Linked DNA regions of Mus musculus: region 2 is linked to region 1. Evidence: chromatin loops called from intact Hi-C (ENCODE). Cell type or tissue: left cerebral cortex. All regions are shown on one strand.

Evidence for each region. Hi-C counts contacts between places; a loop is a spot of excess contacts. Peaks named below come from ENCODE experiments on the same cell type or tissue, not always from the same donor. Only the 100,000 strongest peaks of a DNase experiment are listed, where the experiment ranks them.
Region 2: a loop joins it to region 1, with 4 times the contacts of the local background. A loop is called at or near these places in 2 of 42 quality-filtered maps.

Annotation. Positions count from the first base shown.
Region 1 is chr7:57,479,421-57,487,420 of GRCm38, forward strand. All of the region lies in intron 6 of Gabra5 (gamma-aminobutyric acid (GABA) A receptor, subunit alpha 5), which reads right to left. Among named protein-coding and RNA genes, the nearest start is that of Gabra5, 27 kb to the right of the region's middle. In left cerebral cortex, a CTCF peak has its summit at 3,717 (motif pointing left); a DNase peak (open chromatin) is centred at 3,728.
Region 2 is chr7:56,232,896-56,240,895 of GRCm38, forward strand. It overlaps Oca2 (oculocutaneous albinism II), which reads left to right and starts at 6,864. Exons shown (of 24, transcript NM_021879.3): 1 at 6,864-6,986. In left cerebral cortex, no CTCF peak of the experiment used is centred here; no DNase peak of the experiment used is centred here.

The DNA.
Region 1 (8,000 bases):
AGGGACAATTGCTGAGCATTCCCTCTCATGTGTGGATGCTAGATTTGGTTATTTGGATATACGTGTCTAAACTGGCATCTCCGTAGAACACAGAAAACAGCATGAGGCTACTGGCAGACATTAATGAAAAGGAAATAAAACCCAGGAGGTATGAAGAGAGAAGGATTGCATAGGAAGAGTTAAGTGGGCTGCTGGATGGGAGGGTAGAGTAGAAGAGTAGGGGGAAGGATGACTAACAATAAAGACCATTGAATGTGCCATATGGAAGGCTACTATAGTGAAATCTTCCTGAAATATATGTCTAAATATATAAAAGGTGTTTAGTTGGAGTTAGCCTATAATGAGGGGTGGTGGCAGTGCCTTTCTCAGAAACCACAGACTGTGAAGTAAAAAGCTAAGTGCCAAGTACCTTTGAGCTGTCAGTGGGGTCTCACAGACCCTCCCCAATCCTTACTCTGGAAATCAGTCTGGCTGTTCCTCAGAAAATTGGACATAGTGCTACCGGAGGATCCTGCAATGCCTCTCCTGGGCATATAGCCAGAAGATGTTCCAACAGGTAGAAGGACACATGCTCCACTATGTTCATAGCAGCCTTATTTATAATAGCCAGAAGCTGGAAAGAACCCAGATGCCCCTCAACAGAGGAATGGATACAGAAAATATGGTACATTTACACAATGGAGTACTACTCAGCTATTAAAAAGAATGAATTTATGAAATTCCTAGGCAAATGGATGGACCTGGAGGGCATCATCCTGAGTGAGGTAACCCAATCACAAAAGAACTCACATAATATGTACTCACTGATAAGTGGATATTAGCCCAGAAACTTAGAATACCCAAGATATAAGATACAATTTGCTAAACACATGAAACTCAAGAAGAAAGAAGACCAAAGTGTGGACACTTTGCCCCTTCTTAGAATTGGGAACAAAACACCCATGGAAGGAGTTACAGAGACAAAGTTTGGAGCTGAGACAAAAGGATGGACCATCTAAAGACTGCCATATCCAGGGATCCATCCCATAATCAGCTTCCAAACGCTGACACCATTGCATACACTAGCAAGATTTTGCTGAAAGGACCCAGATATAGCTGTCTTTTGTGAGACTATGCCGGGGCCTAGCAAACACAAAAGTGGATGCTCACAGTCAGCTATTGGATGGATCACAGGTCCCCCAATGGAGGAGCTATAGAAAGTAACCAAGGAGCTAAAGGCAACTGCAACCCTATAGGTGGAACAACAATATGAACTAAACCAGTAACCCCCAGAGCTCGTGTTTCTAGCTGCATATGTATCAGAAGATGGCCTAGTCGGCCATCAGTGGAAAGAGAGGCCCATTGGACTTGCAAACTTTATCTGCCTCAGAACAGGGGAACGCCAGGGCCAAGAAGTGGGAGTGGATGGGTGGGGGAGTCGGTGGGGGAGTGTGTGGGGGACTTTTGGGATAGCATTGGAAATGTAAATGAAATAAATACCTAATTAAAAAAAAAGAAGAGGAACTATGAAATAAAAGATTGGAAAAGGGGAGGTGGGGAGACACGAAATGATACTTGGGTATGAGAGAGAGACAGAAGTTGTCTTTCATATGCTGGATACAGATTTAACCGTCTGTACATGCCGCACACATGTACATAAAGGCAGAATGGGGAATATTTGCGAGGAGGAAGAGGACAAGTGAGGGTGAAATAGGAGGAGAGTTAGATGACACATAAGGGCAGGCAATAAATACCATGATGTATGGATGAAAACATCATAATGAAGCACATGATTTCATAAGCTAAAAACAAGAGAACTTACAAGACACACTTTGCTGCATATCTTTCTGGTAGACTTTATGTCACCTACAGGCGACTTCTCATACAAAGCACAATGTGAAACTAGGTAAATAACGGCTGTGTTGTGTTGTGTTCTAACGTCCAGAAAAATCATGTTTGGTGCAGGTGTATTTGTTGTTACTGTTGCTATTTTGTTTATGGGGTTTGATTTGTTTCTTTGGTTTTTGTTTTTTGGGTTTTGTTTTTGTTTTTTTTTTAACTGTGTGTGATCTGGGCTGTGTGATAGGCCCCTTTCAAAGGTGTTAAACATGGAGCCCTGGCTAAACTAACAGTGTGCTACTCAGCATGTTGAAAGCCCAGAGTGCAAAAAGGTGAGGTAGTTGGAGCAGACTAGCCAGAGGAGCAAGCTTCAGAATCATGTCTAGGAGGGCTAGGAGCCAATGAGTGGGGAGTTGAGTAATGATGATTACAGGTCTACAGTGAACTTGGAGAAAACAGGCAAATAAGAGCAAAGAGATGCATGCCAGGCTCCAGACCCCAGGCTCCGAAATGAGTGCATTGAAATCAATCAGTGAAAAGGGGGCTTCTCTGAACCTTACGGGAAAGAACGGAAGAAGAGAGGTGATGCTATTAGACTGTATAATGAGTGACTGCTTGCAAGTTTTAAAAAACAGACTGGTTGCTAATGCATCTCATGGAAAGACTGCCACTTCACCTTCACATATAGAGTATGGGAGGAAGTAATTAAAGAAATCACTACTTTTAAAGTTGGTGGGAATGATGACAGCAGACTCCCTAGAGAACAACTTCAAAATGTTCGCTTACCTTTTGTCCAATTTCTGGAATTAGTCCAAAGTATATTTTATCATAAATAGAAATTTGAAGTATCATGAACTTTGTACAGATGCATGAAGGTGAAATAACTATAATGGAACACAATGTGTCAGAGTTTCAGAGTAAACTGCTTATTCTGAAATTTTTAAGTCACATAAATATGTTTAAGACACATAAACGGTTTCCAATGTATGTTACATTATAGAACAAAATAGATTTTGAAGAAAAAATCTGTAGGAGACCTGTGTGTGTGTGTGTGTGTGTGTGTGTGTGTGTGTGTGTTAAACATACACTGTATGTTAGACACACAGACACATAATACATTCTACCCTCTTAAATATTAATTTTGACTCTGTGTTCTACTATAATGCCTTGTGCTTCTCAAATACATGTGTTATTTCATATTTTTTATATTATGCATATGAGTGCTTTGCCTGCATATGTCTGTGTACCACATATATTACTGATGCCAGAGGTCAGAAGAGGGTCTGAGATCTCCTGGGACTGAAGTCCCAGGTGGATGTGGGTTCTGTGAATTGAACTCAGGTCCTCTGGAAGAATGACATGTGCTTTTAACCACTGATCCAACTCTACAGCCCCTAGTTTATAAGGTGATTTGTTTGTTTGTTTTGCTTTGGTCTGGTTTAAGTGTGTGTGTTGGGGGGACAGTTACTCCTTTTAGACAGTGTCTCTCAACTGAATGTAAGTTCACTGATTGCCAAGCCTGTCTCACAGTTGAGCCCAGGGTCCTCCTATCTTTGCTTTGCAGTGCCGGGATTAGATGTGGGACAAGGCCCTTTACATCTGAGCTTTTTTTGCATATTGTGATCTGAAGTCAAGTCCTCATTCTTGTAAAGAAAGCACTGTACCACTAAACCATCTCCCCAGTCCCAGAATCCATAGACACTGGGTTATATTATGTGCAGATGTTTACATCTGCATATGCATACACACATGTAACTGTCCAGTTAAAATTTTCTAGCTATAAATGGTATAATACTGTTCAAATACATTACCCATAAGTCAGATATTTATAAAGTGTGTAGTTCCCTTATGTCACACTATAACCAAAGGATGATGCCAATCTTTGAGTTGAACTATGAATATACTGCCCTCCAGTGGGCATATTTATTCTACCATCATTCTCAACAAAAAGTCTTAAGACCTAAAGTTCTTACTGTACTAGAAGAGATTAAAAAAAAAAAAAAAAAAGAAAAAAACAGACAGTGACAGAGGTGAGTGTGGTCAAAATACATTATATGTATTATGAAAATGTCACAATAAAAGCTATTATTTTGCATAATTAATATATGCTACTAAATTTTTTAAAAGAGTAATACAATAGTTTTGTTTTTGTTTTGAAATATGCTGTCTTCAAAGTAAAATAGCAGAGGGCAAACTCACTGAGTGGAGGGAAACTGGAGAGGCACTTGATGCAGACAGTGCTGGTAGCTGCTGTTCCGCTATGTGCTTTGATACAATGGTAAAACTGTCAATAATCCAGAGTTCCTGCCCAGGTCTTTTGTAGCACAGGCAAGAAAGGATCCTAGGTGGAAGAGCTTCTGGTTCCTGACATAGTCAGGACTCTGGTGCTGCAGGCCTTCTCCTATTACTCCTTTTCTTGCCTTTGGTGGTTTTTTGCCCAACAGACTAACAACTTCAGCCAGGAGCCCTTTATTCAGTGCTGTGTTCCCTGAGGTCATGCTTACTGCATTATCTTTCAGAGCACGAGTGTTCAGAGGGTGCAGGGGAAGGGAAAAGGAAAAGCAGCAATTGGTAGCCAAGTGAGCTACTTATAAGATACATCAAATCACAGGTTGAGGCCACACCCTGAGCTTTAGGGGCTTGCCCAGAGGGCCTCCAAGCTCACCTTCCATGCAGTGATGTCAGAAAGTTCCACCCAGAAAATAAAAAGCAATTACATGAGCTGGTCATAGCAACACTCTTGGAGAGCATCAGCAGGTCTTTGGAGACATTATCACTCAGTTCCATGATCCTAGGTAGAAAGGCTTTGAGCATCTCTGTGGAGGCTTCCTTAGAATTGACCTACACATCAGTGCTGGGTACACAGCTCTTGGGAGGGTGTGTGCCGGAGGTGTCCTAGCAGAAGTCATTGGTTACAGTCTCTAACTTCCCATGTTTGATTTGCAGATTTGACAGGAAGAGGTTATGAAAGTGAGACACTCAGGAGAAGCAATATTTTGAATTTTATATTAGTCCTCTTCTGGCTTAGCATACTGCAGTCTGAACTTGTTGAACCATGATTATGTAGAGATGTTTACATTTGCATATGCACACACATTTTAGTGTTCAGTTAATTTTTCTAGCTATAAATGTATAATATAAATCTATAAAATATATAATATAATATATAATATAAATCTCTGGAGTGACAGAGAGCTATGTTCACAGGAGCCTTGTGCTTGTGGGAAAATATCAAAAACATGTAAGATGCCACGACAAACCTTGTCCAGCAGCCTGAGGGAAAGAAAGTCATCTTCAACTCAGGACACTTTCCATTTACAATGGGTTTACTAAAAAAAATCCTTAAAACAACATTGTAAGTCTCTGAATTTATCATTGGGTTCCTTGTGTGTCCCATTGGTTGGTGCTGGGAATGCAGCCTGGGGTCTCATACATGCTAAACTCACAAATTTTCCTCTGAGATACACTCACAGCCAAAAGTGACTTCTTTTTAAAGATAATGAGAAATGTCAGGGGCTCTCCTTAGGCTTCCTAGAGCTGCTGGTGAAGTTTGTCTTTAGATCATGGAAACAATGGGCCACTGGTGCAACCCTAAATAGTTTTCAGATCCTCCACTAACTATTTGCTCCTCTTAAATGTGTCAGATAGCAGGCACTTGGGGAAACTACATCAACAATGGCTTGAAAGATCTCAGTGCTAACTGAAAAGATTTCTGCAGCATGGTAGGGATAGAAGCACAGAGACTTCTTTGGTTTATACTGGGTTTTACTATGCTGGGGTAGCTTCATTTTATAAGACAGTGGCTATTGTTTTTAAATATTTTTAGGTCTGCCTTAGAGTATAAAGGACACCATGCCTTTACCACACCCCATCTTTTGAGTTAGATAAAGAAGATTGGGGACAAAATTTTACTTTAAAAATATGTCCATTGTAAAATTATATGGTTGGGTGTCATGAGCAATATCATAATATACATTTCTGTACAGATGTTTACAGCATGTTTTTTATGTTAATCCCAGGGTAGATACACATAGGAATCACAGCACCAAGGAAAAAAAACACTAGTTTTATATGGTGTGTTAATTTGTTATCTGTCCCTGTAACAAATGCCTGAAAAATATCAGTTTACAAAGAGAAAAGGGTCTTTGCAGCTCATGGTTTTGGAGATTGCAGTAACGACCTGTTGGCTCCATTGTTATGGGCTTGTTGCAAGACAGAACATAATGACAGGAATGTATGGCAGAGCCACACCACATTTCTCCTTCTCTGGAGCTGAAGAGAGGAAGAGGAAAGCTACCCCCTGACTTGAAGACTATTTTACATCTCTTGAAGATTCCACCTCTTCCCGATATTGCTGCTTAGACAGTTAATCCTTTAGCATACTGGCCATGGAAGGACATTCAAGATCTGAGCTACAGTGCCGGGTCTGGTGAGTAACCTCAGTACTGACCACAAAAGCTGCTCCCCTGTGGATTGCTGAGGATACTCAGGTGCGGGCAGGTGAAATATAAGACTAGAGTATGGGATTGGGCGATGAAAAAGAAAGGCAGAGCTGAGAGTTTCAGAGAGAGGGGGAGAGAGAGAGAGAACAGGGAACAGACAGATGGAAGGACAGAGAAGATGGAGGAAGAAGACGAACCAGATCCACATGACTTGAAATAGCCACAGGGAGCTATGAATACCATAGAAGCAATAGAATAATTTAGGACAGTTTGTCCAATCTAGATGGGCAGCTTGTATCAATATCAATTGGCTCTGAGTTCATTGTATGGGGGTTTTGTGAGTTGAGAATTTACTATTATAAATCTGACTGATAAATTACAAGCCTCTAGAGTTTTGATTTTACTGAGTTAAGGGAATTTGTGATAGTGAGCCACAGGTGGCAAATGGCTGGGAAGATCAGAGGCAGATCAGAGGCAAGTGAACCAAGAGAAGTTGGGTGGCTGTCTCATGGAGTCCATGGGGGCAAAGAGACTGCCAAGGCCAGAGAGTAGCCAGCAACAGCATGAGTTGATTTTATAATTATTACATGCAACAGGCCCCCAAATAGCCATGACAGAAGGTTACCAGATCTTCCTTTGCCAGCATGTGCTCTGTGAGTTGACAGTAATTTGTACTGTCAATTCCTTGTCTTTGCTAAAGCAGTAACATGCTGGTTGGTTTTTATTATCTTAACACAAACTTAGACTGGGAAAGAAGCAATTTAAAATGAGAAGATTGTTTTGCGGGGCTGGAGAGATGGCTCAGCGGTTAAGAGCATTGACTGTTCTTCCAAAGGTCCTGAGTTCAATTCCCAGCATGTGGTGGCTCATAATGATCTGTAATGGGATCTCATGTCCCCTTCTGGTGTGTCTGAAGACAGCAACAGTGTACTCATATTAGTGAAATAAATAAAATAAAACCTTTTAAAAAAAAAAGATTGTTTTGTAGGCAAGTCTGTGGGGTAATGTTTTGATTTGTGATTGCTGTAGGAGGGCCCAGCACACTATTGGGGATGCCACCCCAGAAAGGTAGTCAGGGGTTGCATAAGAAAGCAGACTAAGAAGGCTGTGGACAGTAAGCCAGTGAACAGCACTCCCCCATGGCCTCTGACCCAGTTCTTGCCTCCCGGTTCATCTCTTGAGTTCCTGTCCCGATTTCCTTCTGTGATGGATTGGTACACGGAAATATAAGCTGAAATGAGTCCCTTCCTCCTCACCTTGCTTTCTGTGTTTATCACCGCAGTAGAAACCCAACCGAGACAGCTTTAGCACACTAAGATGCACAGCAGTTTCAAGAACGATTTCACTTCTCAAATGTTGAAGACCGAGAGAAATAAAACTCATTATCAGCTTTGCAGCTCATTAGCAGCCTTACTCTGCATAAACAACCACTCATTACTGCCACAGGCAGCTCATCATGCTTACCTTCCTTCTGGGCACGGTATTTGAAAGCTGTACTAATAGGACTTTCCTAGATCCAGTAAGAATGTGGCTGTGCTCCAGTGGTCAATTGTGATGAATCCAGCATGGATATGGCTGAAATCGTGGCTGGCCCTTTGATGGCTCTGTGATCCTGTGGTGGTTACCAAACTCCTCCATTCTCATTTGCTCCAAGCATTAAACGTGAAGGTGTTAGCCTGCGCTTGGCTAGCACAACTCTTCGAGAATGGAAAGGTGTGTTGTCTGTACCTTGAAAATGAT
Region 2 (8,000 bases), 1.2 Mb before region 1:
TGTGAATCTCCTGCTGTTCTAGTTCTCTTTCTGATAAATTACTCTGATCAAAAACAAGTTGGAGAGCAAAGGTCTGACCTCATCTTACAGATCCATCGTTATAGGGAAGCTGAGGCCTGTTCTCAGGCTCACATTCAGTTGCCTTTCACCTGCTTAGGGATGGTACTGACTTGAAGTGCACTGGGCCCTCTTGCATCAATCAGCAATCAAGAAAATGCCCCACAGACATGTCCATAGGTCAATCTGATGGAGGCAGTTGCCCATTGAGGGCTCTACTTCCCGGATGGGTCAAAATGACAACCAAGAATAGTCATCACACCTGGGCATCTTAAGAGGCAGGCACACTACCGAAGAGTCCCTCTTCCCAGTCAACGGTTGACCTCTTCTATAACCTCATAGAAGACAGAGACTTCATGAGGATCTTGTCAGCACTGTGAGCCTCCTGAGCCCTCTCCAGCTATCCGTGAGTGGATATTAATAGTCTTCTTCATCTCAGGAGGGCAATGGTTGTGTTCAACCTGAAGAAGACATACATTACATACCATCTTCCTCCAGCTCTTACATTATTTCTATCCTCTCTTCTGTAGGTGAGTCTGGATGGGAATGGAATGATCAGATGGTTTTCTTCCATTTACGACTGGACATTGGGCTGCTATGCTACAGCAACAGTACAGACTACAACAACAGATACCCTTAGCATTTGATTTCATAAAAGCATATGCGGTAACTGCCACCAGTTACTGTAAGGTGTTGCCTTCCACTACAGCTGAGTCATCTATGGACACAAATGCTAATGCTTAGAAAATAATTTGATAAACACGTTAGACCTATTTAACAAAACAATAGCTGTAGCCACCTTACAGGGTATTGGTTTCCCTACCTCACGTTTATGGTGCCAAACACGAGTGCCTCCTCTGGTGCTGACTTTAAATACAGTTGGAAAGTAACAGGTGTTCTAAATTGCAGCAGCAGGAGCAACTTGCAAGGCATGCCAGCAGTGTAATATGCAAGGGTCCATGGCCAAGCTCGACCATTGGTGACCATTTTCCTGTGGCCTCCATGGCACCTTTTGGAGCTACAAATGCCAGCCAATAAGGAACTTCTACCTCAGTCCCAGCCTGCTTTTTCTGTATCTTACAACCTTCCGTATAGTGCATTCCATGATTGTATGTCCAGGATTCCAAAAGGTCCATTCTTAGCAAGTAAGGATTGATTTGGGGACTGAAGTATCTTCTGAATAAGTTTTAGGCAGCTACACTACTGAAGAGTTCCCTCCTGTTAATTGTTCATCTCATATATTGAAGTAACTGAGGTAACACCATCTTGTCCTGACTCTATTTTGTGTTTGCTTAGGCAGTTCTCAGCTTTTTGCCCCCACAACTGTTACATATACCTTGGCAACACATTTGAGATTTCCATGGCCTTGACTATGGTTCAAGGGTATTAACCAAAGTAAGTAATGTTTATGCAATCTTAACATCAACTAAAATAACTAAAGATGGTATTAAGTCAAAAAATAGATGTCATGTCATGTTTGAAATAACTACTACGGTCTGCCAGAAATGAATGTTTTGAGGTTTACTCTGATCCTCATCTAATGTTGATAGAAATTATGTTCTTTGTACTTTTTTGTCTTTAAAAAGCCTGTACCCTCTAAGCTTTGGCACCAAGAAACTGAGGCACGTGCATGTTTTTGGTCACTGACCAATAAAGGACTACTATCCTTTGAATCAGCATGGTTGTCTGTATTTTTGTTGCATGGATTATTACAATACCACTTCAGAATGGTGAGTGGTTTCTGAGACTATTGGTGAAGGCTTGTGAGCCCCATGAGCTTCCTCGGCACTGTGAGTCCTGGGAGACCCGTGAGTCTCTTGAGAGCCCCATGCACCTTCCCTCTTTCCTCAGGGGGGAAAGTTACTAGGCTGGATCTCTTAAGGGTCTCGTGCACCTGAACAGACCTCCCCAAATTAAGACGGTAAAAGTCATGACTGACCAACCCAGAGGGAACACACAGCAGAGCCGACCTCAAAAGAGAGTGGGAAGGAAGATAGGGAGTAGGAGATCATTCTACTCTGCTTAGCTCTGATGATGACTTCATGGCAGTATCACAATGGCAGGCACGCGCATGTATGTGGAAGATTACTTCTCAAGGTGAGAGCCAAGGAAGGGTTGGTTGGCCTTTCATAGAAAGCCTCTTGCCAAAATCTCTTCTGCGGACACGACAAGTGTGACCTTAGAGCCTTCCACCAAGCTTTGCCTCTCAATTCCTTTCATTTCTAACATTGCCCATTGAAAACTCAGCTTCTAACACATGAACTCTTAGCAGCAAACCAAGTTTAAGGCCTGCCAATGCCTCATATACTTCACCATGGTGATGCCTGTTAGCAGCTGGTTTCCTTGCATGGGGGACTCCTAGTGTCCCCAGCGGGTAAGCTGCCTTTCCTCCAAGACTTGGCCAAGGCAACGCTAAGAACTATAGGTGTAGGAAGTTTCATACTAGTTCTGACTAGAGAAGTGGGTGGGAGCTTTTCCCTCCAGAGGCCTGATCCAAGCAAGACTTCAGAAGTTGACCTTACTGGCTTGGAAGGCCACTGAGCCTGTCTGGCAGGTTTACTTATGGAAGCTACCTCAGAATTTAGGAATGGGGGTAAGTGAAAGACTCAGCTGGTAAAGGCATTTGCTGCCACATCCAATGACCTGATTTTGATCACTGGGTGCCACATAGTGGGAGAAAACTGGCTTCTGCAAGTCCTTGTCTAGCTACACCCATCCTGTAGATGCATGAACAAATGCATATACACACAAAATAGTTTATTAAAATGTATGGGACACTTGGAGTTATATGGTAAAAAAACATGTTGTATTCACATATGAAGTTATCAAAGAATGAATAGTGTTTTGTTTTAATCTACCAGTGGCTGTATTTAACCCAGGCTTTGTCTGAACAAGAGGTTTTGTAGTAGAGATAGCTGGCTTATATAATGTTCAATGAATGTAATGTTGCCTGGATAGGTTTGTTTCAATCGGTGAGGTGTGTGCCCAGTCTGTGGTTACACTGACTGTCCACGGTGGGTAGGTACCACACACAGGCTTAATTAAAAGTCTAGGACTTCCAGAGAGAGCTCCCCAAGTCCATGTGCGGGTGGGTATGCTATTTGATTTACAAACACATTCCTTTGAAGGAGAGAGGTCTGTGGCATGTCAAATTCCTCTTTTGAAATGCTTGAGCTCTTTGTGAAATCCCCCTTTGAATTGCTCTGAATTCAGTTAGTGGAGCTGACAGGCTCCCTGAGACTGCAAAGGCACCCAGGCCTGAGCAATGTACTGGGCCTCACTTCATCCATAGAACACACTGTCCACGAGGATTAATCCACCAGAGCAGCCTGGGCAACCCGTGAGTGTGAGATTCCTGGGAGTATAAGTTGGCCTTGTGGCTTGGGGATCTTGTGATCCCTCACCAGTCTCCTTTGAAAAGCTCATGCTTTGGCATTCACATAAGCTGATTAACCCTTAACTTTTTTTTCTTCTTTAAATTGGAAAAGACTTCATAGCAGTGATCTCTGCCTCAGCATTTCTCTTCTCACTAAGACCTCACGGCTTAGGTAACATCCTTTCCACTTGAGAACAAGGCAGTAAGTCAGCTCTGGATCTTGGGATCAGACCTTGCAGTCAGGGGGTTCCTCTCTTCCCCCTGGGCTGTAGAAATAGGGATACAGGGTTACTACTTCTGACAAAGCAGCCCTAAGGGGCCTTTGATTTCAGGGTCAGTGGTTCGTGTGAACTCTTGGACTTGCACAGGATGAAACATCCACCAGCCACCCTGGGGTAGTTGTAGGCTTGTGAGGCTTAAGGTTGGGTGGCCAGGCCAGGGATGGGAGGCTGAACGTTGGAAGGGATGGTGGGCCAGGGAGTGGGGCTACTTTCCAGGAACTCTCAGGAGCCTCATTCTGGCTAGTTTCTGTCTGCAGAGGTGACTTCCATGTGCCTTGGGCAGTACAGAATGAAGAGCACACTAGACCTCCTAGATGTTCTTAGGATAACCTCTACTCTTCCTACAGCTATACGGAGGCAACTGTGATACCTGAATTCTGTTGTGAAAGATGTAAGTCACATACTCTATACTCAGCCACCACTATGGAAGTCATCTTTGGCTTCTTCTGGCTGTTTTTGCCAACATATTTTGGTGGCCATAGGCATTTGGCTGGCCATTTATTCTGACAGGTTCCCCCATGTAGATAGGTGCTAAGGTCCCCGTGGTTCTCATGACTATTAAGAGCAAGAAAAGAAGGGTGCCTTCATTGGATCACAGAGGTGTTTGTCCTATTTTGTGGGGGCCTCATTGTTCCAACATCTCTTTCCCAGAGGTCTCAGGTGTAGGACCTGTTATAGGACATGAAGATCTGATTGTCTAAGCCAGTCCAAGGCAAGGGTAGGATTTTCTTCAGGGTTAAAGCCATGTAGCCATCCCTAGAGTTGGCAAATGGAGTCCACTACAGATAGTTGTCAGCCACATAAACTGGGAACCTGATATTTGGCAATGCCTGCACTATTAACGTTTACAAATCCTCCTTATGACAGGTTCCCCGTGTTTTTTGTCCCACAACCAGGTTGTGATCCACTGTGGTCATGAGCCACGCCCACCCTTGATACATAGGTAGTCTGACTTGAGACATCATCTACAAACTTCACAGGGTGAGTGATCACAAGCTTGGGCTCTCCTTTGTATGGAACTGGGGTATCAGTGTTCGTGTGCCACAGTTGTCCCTGCTGAGTGAGCAGCCCTTGGATACATCCATCACTGAGTAGTGTGCTTTGCTTTAAAGCTTGTGTCTTACTAACATCTAGTAGCACTCTCAACCTTGGCTGGAGAAACTGCTTCTGAAGTGGGCAACAGGTAATACAATGACTCACAACTGGTTAAAAGGCTGAGAATGAGTGACTATGGGTACCCAGCCCTGAATGAAGCATCTACATCACCCCACCCCCACCCCAAGGCACAAAGAATCTTGCATGAGAGGGTATAGAACACTGTATGAGTTGGAAACTGGGGAGGAGAGCTGTCTTTTTGATGTGACTTACCTGCTGTGTTCATGACCCCATGGCAGCTGTGGTTGCATCCGAAGGCCTACCTGTACAAGATCAGCAGGCAATACAAACTGAACTCAGTGGGTTATAAAAATAAACAAAAGGAAAGATATGGATAGGCAAAAAGATATTTTGGGGATGACTGTGGGTGATGATGATTTGGATAGGATCAAGATATGTTGTGTGACTTGTCAAAGAATAAAGAAACACTATTAAAAAAATAAAAGTTAAAAATGTAGGGGCTCAGTGGTCAAGAGTACTTGCTATTCTTCCAGGGGAGTCATCCTTGGTTCCCAGCATCCATGTTAGGCAGCTAATAATCACCTATAATTCTAGCTTCTGGGCATCTAACACCCTCTTCTAGCTTCTGTGGACACACACACACACACACACACACACACACAAATAAACCTCTGAATATTTTAAAAACTAAATATTCCTAGCAATAGCTATGCTCCAGGGATAAACGATTCTGCCCAGGAGACTACTAACTTCCTCTTATAAGAAGCCTTTTTTGTGCTATTACTTTGTGGACAGAGCCAAGAGCCTCAGCGCCCCAGCCATTCTTATGTAGTGCATGGCACCTGCTGGTAGTGCACCTATGTGTGCTGCTTCAGGCCAATTCTATATACAAAGAAGATATCCACATACAACGTTTCTTATCAGGTTGGTAGGTAGAGAAGTTGGAGAAAGGGCTACCCTACCAGCGGCTAGATCCAAGGAAGACCTCAGAAGTAGACCTTGTTAAGTCTGAAAGGCACCTGATAAGGCTTGGCTGAGTCTTTGGCAGGCTCACTTATAGAAACTCCCCAAAAATCTATAAATGGGGGCGGGGGGGGGTTGAGCAAAATGGCTCAGCAAGTAAAGGCACTTGCTGCGGAACCCAGTGACCTGACTTTGGTCACTGGAAACCACACGCTAGAAGGAGAAAAGTAACTCCCGCGAGTTGTCTCCTGTGGCATGCATGAACACACACACACACACACACACACACACACACACACACACACACACACTCATACAAAATAGTTTAAAAATTTAAAAGTCTGTGAATGATGGGGGAGTGGAAAGCAGCTCCCTTGGCTGTTACAGTGACTACTTTAACCCTTTGCTAATCTGTATGGAGGCACTGGGGACTGCTGGATTCTGGGCACTGTGTCATCCTGTAGTTCATGTCTGCATGTATGATATGTCTTATGTGCCTGCTTCTGTACCTGTGTGTGTCTCTCTCTTTGTGTATGTACTTCATGAGTGTTTTGGGTCTGTGCATGTTGTGTTTATAACTGCATATCCTTCCTTCTATATGGGCTTTTGGGTATTTGTACAGTTTGTGTATTTCCATGTAATTTATCATTTCTGTGAGCAGTCTTTGCGTATTTATTCATGGTCATGGGTGTGTGGTATGATGGAGCTTTCCTTGGATGTAACCTTGGCCACACTCCTGAGTTGGAGGAGAACAAGATAATGAGAAAGTTTATCCTCTTCAGTAGACAGTTCTTACAATGCAGAACAATTTATATTTCCTCAGTTCTTGCCTTAAGGTAAAATCTGCCACGTCCTATGCCACCTATGAAGGCTTGAGCTTGCTACACATGGCTGGAATTTTCCAAAAGCCTGGCTTCTACAGCAAGGCTCTCTGTTTTCCAGCTGAGGCTCCTGCATGCTGCTGGACCATTCTCAAGAGGGGGCTGGAGCCACTGAGCCTTTCAACTTTGTGAAGGTCTGTGGGCGTGGCCAGCACAGGGTGCAGTGAGGAGCACAAGCTATCCAACCCTCCCTCTGGGGCTGCAAGTGCCTGCTGAGAAATCTTACACCAGGGTTGTGCTCCATCCACGACTCAGAGCCTTTGGATCTGGACACTAGACTTCACTGCTGGAGAGAGATCAGCGAGTCATCAGGTAAAATGGTGGTTGGGAGTCAGGAGGTAGTAACCTCTTTCTCTGGGAAGCTAGTAGGGTAACAAGCCTATATTGAAAATGTGTAGATAATGTGATTGAACAGTTTGTATGAGCATTTCTGATTTTAATCGAGTGCCGAGCCACGGCAGTAATACTACTAGTAGCACCAGCAACTTTTGATATCCCTGGGAGGCTGTGTCCCAGGACAACGGGGAGTGTGGAAGGGAACTTAGAAATAAGAGCCTGGCCTTTAGGCATTTTGTTGAAATGAAACTCAGTGAAGTGAAAACGTTAAATCCCTCGAGGCTAATGCTTCTTGTCTATTCACACACACAGGGAAATAAACGGGAATTCATATAGCCCACTCTTTTCCATAGCATGGGTATTAAGCACAGGAGTCTGAGTGAGTGGACGTCTTTGGGAAGTCAGAGCCCTGGAGCCTCTGGCTTGTAAAGCGTTCTCGGTGTCTTTAACCTGCAGTGAAGTTGAGAATCACTGTTTAAATCAATGTGACAATTCTACAAAGCCTACATTTGGGCTAATAGTTTTGAAGGGCAGCTGCTCACTGGAACTGCCATGAAGATGCCACTCCCTGGGGTTTGCCTGATGGCTGGTGCCTGATCTGGACAGGCAACAAGGCTCGCTAAGGCTGGGTGTCTATGAGCACCAGTGTAGCTGGTGGTACCAACTCTCCTGTGAAAGCTTTGGGGATTCGAGCTGACAACAGAGGGAAGCTCACATGGCAGGAAGGTGTTTCTGACTGTGTTTACAAAGGTTTGAGTGCAGTTGTTCACACTGGGTATAAATTAGGACTGACTCAGGAGCATACGTTTTCTTGACACCCCCAACCTCATGATTCAGTTAGCTGAGTTCTAAGGCCATGAGCAACTACTATTGAGAGGAGAGCAGCCTTGACTGCCATGGGAGACCAGCAATGGAATTTTGGCCAGTGTATGTGGTGTGGGTTAGGTGGTAGGGGGCAAGAAATGAGAGCTCACCAAAACAAAAACAAAA